Regions from separate parts of the Mus musculus genome. Here region 1 is linked to region 2. The links are chromatin loops, found by intact Hi-C in ENCODE. Cell type or tissue: heart. All regions are shown on one strand.

Region 1 (2,500 bases), 100 kb after region 2:
TTTGTCTCTGTTTTTCTTCCATCTCGATCCTGACCACTAGATGAAATTAATATTTGGATAGATTTGTCTTTGGGCCAGTAAGCTCAAATCCTGGATAGAGGTAAACAGCATTAAGCAACGTTTTGTTTGTTGTTTGTCTTGTTAGATTGGCCCAAACCTAGACATCACTGGGACCAGGTACTCTTCATTGAGAATATGTCTCCATAGGATTGGCCTGTAGGCAAGTCTGTAGGCCTTTTTCTTAATTAGTGATTGGTGTGGGAGAGCCCAGCCCATTGTGGGTGGGGCCACTCTGTCAGGTGATTCTAGGGTGTTTTAGAGCGCAGTCTGAGCAAGCCTTGGGGAGCGAGCTAGTAAGCCGCAGTGGTCCACAGCCCCTCCATCAGCTCTTGCCTTCAGGTTCCTGCCCTGTTTGAGTTTCTGTTCTGACATTCCTTCATGATGGAATGTGATGTGGAGGTGTAAGCCACAAGAAACTCTTTCCTCCCAACCAGTTGCTTTTAGTCACTGTGTTTTATCACAGCAATGGAAACCCTACCGAAGACGGAGGGGTTACCTAACATTTTTAAGACCCCAAAGCTCACTTCAGTAAGCGTTAGCGCTTATATGGCAGGAGTACTTAGTAAGAATCTGGGCTTGTGCTGAGTGTCACGTGTGGGTTATCTCATTTGTCATCATCACATCACATTACAACAAAGCTTGAGGTTCAGAGAGACCGAACCGTTTGCCCAAGCTAACGCCGATACTGACGTGCAAACCCACACGGCCAGGACTTGAATCGCCAAACTCTTTGGAGCCCTCCCAATGTATAATAGAGGTATGCTTACAGACACATGACTCAAATGTCTCATTAACTGTCCTCTGGCTTCTCTTAAATGCCCAACTGCATAGCTAGCTATCACCAAGTTTTATCATCTATAAAAACTCCTATGGCTGTCTGGCTAGGAATAGGTATTTCTGAGTTTCACAGTTCTCCATGAAACAGATGGATTTAAAAAAAAAATAAAGAAGAAGAAGTCTGTGTGCCGCACTGGATTTTGAAATGCCAGCTTGAGCACCGGCAGAGAGGAAGATCACACAGCATCTAGGGTGAAAAATAAAAGCCTTTGTGAACAGTGGCTCTGCTCGTTGGCGCCACCTATCAGTAAAATGCTGGTAATTGCTTCCAGAAAGAAAATGAAATTTGCCCAAGTACAACTTATTGGAAGTCTTGGGTGTCAAGTGTTGTTGCCTGCTTATCTTTTTCTTTCCTACAAATCCTAACTGGGAAGTGCCTTTATTTTAAGAATTAGAAATGTAGAGTTCATAACCAACTTGCCAACGAATTTGACCCTAACTTGTGTTCTTGGAACCTTTATTTATACTACCAGTTCTTGGTAGCCTGTGCCTTCTGCATCCTCTTGCATTTGGAATCACGGATGCTCCACACTTCATCGAAACTCTGTTGAGACTGGAAGAAAGCATAGCAGCAGTGTTTGTGTGTGGGGGGGGGGTGTCCACAGGCTGGAGCTCTCCACCCCCACAGTGTTGCCCAACTCTTGGCACAGGGCTCCTGGCTCAGGTAGCAGTGCAGAAGCTCTCGCATGGCTGGATGGAAAAATGGCAGCTCCTCCTTAAAATGAGGACCATTCTTTTCTGACTAGATGCTGCCCTGGAGCACACTAGAGCAGTCTGAATGAGGCTAGAAGCTCCGGTGAGCTTTGTGGCATTGTTAACTTACTGTAATGACTAGTGCTATCAGTCAACTTGACAGCATCTAGAATCACCTGGGAGATGGACCTCTGGGCATGTGTGTCAGGATTATCTTGATTGAGATTATTAAGGTGGAAAGATCCATTCACTTCAGGTGGTATGGTTTCCTGACTGGGACGTCAGACTGTGTTAGCAGGAGGAAGGGGCAGAGCGTTGGGGAGCATGCATCCATCGCTCTGTGCCTCTTGGATGTAGGTATGAGGATGTGGCGCGACCAACTACTTCAAACTCCTGTTGCTATGGCTTCTCTCTCGTGGTGGGTTGAACCCTTGAACTGTAGGCTAGAATCAATCCCATTTCTCTTAAGTAGATTCTCTCAGTGTGTTCAATCATAGCATCATGAAAAGCAACTAGGACATCTACCTCACCCCCGTTCCTCTTCTTTTGTTATCACAATAGCCACACAGAAGCCTCACAAAACCTTAGTGGCTTTGAAGATTGGCATCCTAGCAGCCTGGGGAAAGCAGAGCATATTTGCATTGCAGCCCAAACTCTTAACTGCAGAGAACTGACTGATGCTATTTGATCTATCTGAGAGCTCCCTGAAGATCTCTATGCCTAGATTATTGTTTTTCAAATAAAATCTAGTTGAAATTCTAGTGTATAAATGGGTTTTATTATAATACATATATCATATATATAATTTGTTCTTTGCTCATGTTTACCTTTCCACCACTTTGCCTGTCCCTTCTCCTCACTCCTGTTGGTCCTCTTCTTTTTCTAAATAGTACCATTCCTTCTGCTTCTA
Region 2 (2,500 bases):
AGGCCCAACTTGGGAGGCTCTCAAAGGTGTTGAGACACTCAGGTAGTTTAACTCAGGAGCTCAAAACTTCGCGTGCAGATTATCAGAATGCTTTATAGCCATTCAGACCCGAGCTGAGAGGAGCTGGCAATGAAGCAGATATTGTTAAGGAGATGAAAATGGTTCACATAAAACCCCAAAACTGCGCACCCAATACAGTTAAACTGTTCAGGTTCTTTAAATGCTAAAAGCAAGCTAGTCCTATAAGGTACAAAATTTAAGTTACTCCAGCACTGGTAGTCACTAAACCTCTGTTCTCAGCCTCCCAAATCTTTTCTCTACCTTTCTAGAGTTAGTGGGTTCTGGGAGGGGTGTTGAGGAGTTCATGTGGGTGTAATCTTTCATACAAGTGCTAACATTTTATACACTGTTTATAGTTGTTGGGTTTTTTTTTTTTAGTCGCATAATGAAAAAACAACGGTCGCTTAATGGAGCCAGGAGTGGTGGTCTATAATCTGAGCACTCAGGAGGTTGAGGCAGAATTGCCACTAATTTGAGGCCATGTGTTGTGCTACAGTGTCAAACTGCTGCCCGCCTACTCCCTAAAAAGGATTAAAAGCACATAAATATATCTTGAGGATTTTCCTGCCTGGATGTCTACAGAGCTATTTCCCAGTTATTGCTCTTTCCAAGTGTGGTCCAACCATCTTCCTCGTTTCCATGAACTGAGCTCGTTGATGTGACGCTGTCTCAGGCATTTAGGTTATTTTACCCCCTTGCCTTGGCTGCGGCGTTATGATGCTTCTAGGGGGGCCTCAATTCCCAGGATAAATTCCGAGTTACAGATTTCCAAGGGCTGTTGAAACTCCTAAAAGTCCTTGAAGTCTGAAGAGCTGAATCTGACGCTGCAAACTTCAGATCCACGTTGACCAAAGCAGCACCCGCGCACCCCGCGATCTGCACCCGCTCCTCCTGCAGTGCAGCCCCTGGGCTGTGCAGCCCTGTCCCGGACGCCCGGGCACGTGCGATTCCACGTGAGCCTCCCGCCCGGAGCGCAGGAGCCCAGTACGCATGCGCCTCCCGCCACTGAAAGTAGGTCAGGCTCCTCCTCTCACGTGACCCGCTCCCCTTAGCTACCCTCGGCGCCTCCCCGCCTGGGCGCAGCCGAGATGCGCTCGGCAGTCAACGTGATGGGGCCGGGAGCGGGCGGGCGCGGGCAGGGGCGGGCCAGCCGCGGGAGGATTTGTAGGTTATCCTCCCTTCAGAGCTCTTGATCGGGAGTCGGGCGGGCAGAAGCGAACGCCGGGCGATGTGACTAGGAGCAGAGCTTGAAATTGGAGTGGGGAGGAAAGTGGCCTGGGAACGCATGTCACAGGCAGGCTGACTCCACTGGTCTCCATCTACAACACCGTTTGCAAGGAAAGAGCAAACCTGGGTCACCCTGAAGTGAAAACAGTTTCAAGGACCCTTTTGCAATCCTTTGCCCCAGTACCTGAGGGCAACTCCTATGTTCGGGTAAACAAAGTTTGAAAGAAAATACAAAGGAGGTTAATGGAATTTTGCAGGAATGTCTCACAGTCCCCCTTTCTAATCTTCCACCCACTAACCTCAGAAAACTCCCATTCCAAAGCACACTTTCCCCTTTCTATAGGAGGTTGTGGAAGAAGTGGGGTGATGGGCAGAAAGGGTTGTGACAGGGGTGGATATGGGCTGTGAACCCAGTTCTTAGACAGCTGAAGCCAAATGGTACGCATTCGAAGTAATTGCTTCCTGTGCCCCCTCTCTGATTTATTATTATTATTTTATGTTTTACGTATTCACTTTGCATCCTGCTCACTGCTCTCCTCCCAGTCAACCCCCTCCTCCCTCGCCTTCTCCCTCTGACTTTGAACTTGTTGCATGCTACCTCTGTCTCAATGAGTGCGATCCAGAAGAGAGACTGACAGGCCAAATCAATGGGTTACCATGCAGCAGGCTATATAAATCTCTTGACTGAGGTGTGCCCAGGAGTTATGTAAGTAGGGGAAGAGGGGCGTCCAAGTGCAGGGGTGGGTACCCTGAGTTCTGAAGGCTTAAGTGGGAGTGAGCTGGCAGAGACGCTAGGCAGAGGGGGTGGGAAAGTGTTCCAAACAAAGAGAACTACTAATGGTTGCATAATATTTCCCTGGGGAGTTTTTACTAGAATTGTCTTAGCCATGCGCATGGCTGAAATGTATATTCTTTTTGTGATTGTGATTCTAAGCTGGCTATAAAAGAATGTCCGTGGCCATGGTGTTTCTCTCCTTGGTCTTAGGAAACTCCTGTGAGTCAGATTGCCATGAAAAATACATGCAACTTTCTTGTGACCTTTTCAGAACTGAGGATGGAACCTGGTACTTATACTAAGTAAACAAGGAGTAGACCATTAAGCTACCTCCTCGGCCCTATGTATAGCCCTGGCTGTCCTGGAACTCACTTTGTAGACCAGGCTGGCCTTGAATTCAGAAATCTGCCTGCCTCTGCCTCCCAAGTGCTGGGACTA

Evidence for each region. Hi-C counts contacts between places; a loop is a spot of excess contacts. Peaks named below come from ENCODE experiments on the same cell type or tissue, not always from the same donor. Only the 100,000 strongest peaks of a DNase experiment are listed, where the experiment ranks them.
Region 1: it touches region 2 in a loop (2.7-fold over the local background); 4 of 42 quality-filtered maps call a loop at or near these places.

What each region holds. Positions count from the first base shown.
Region 1 is chr11:90,316,278-90,318,777 of GRCm38, reverse strand. No RefSeq gene overlaps it. Among named protein-coding and RNA genes, the nearest start is that of Mmd, 68 kb to the right of the region's middle. In heart, a CTCF peak has its summit at 1,139; no DNase peak of the experiment used is centred here.
Region 2 is chr11:90,416,708-90,419,207 of GRCm38, reverse strand. No RefSeq gene overlaps it. Among named protein-coding and RNA genes, the nearest start is that of Hlf, 27 kb to the right of the region's middle. In heart, no CTCF peak of the experiment used is centred here; DNase peaks (open chromatin) are centred at 1,127 and 1,957; H3K4me3 peaks cover 1,081 bases; H3K27ac peaks cover 1,067 bases; H3K27me3 peaks cover 95 bases.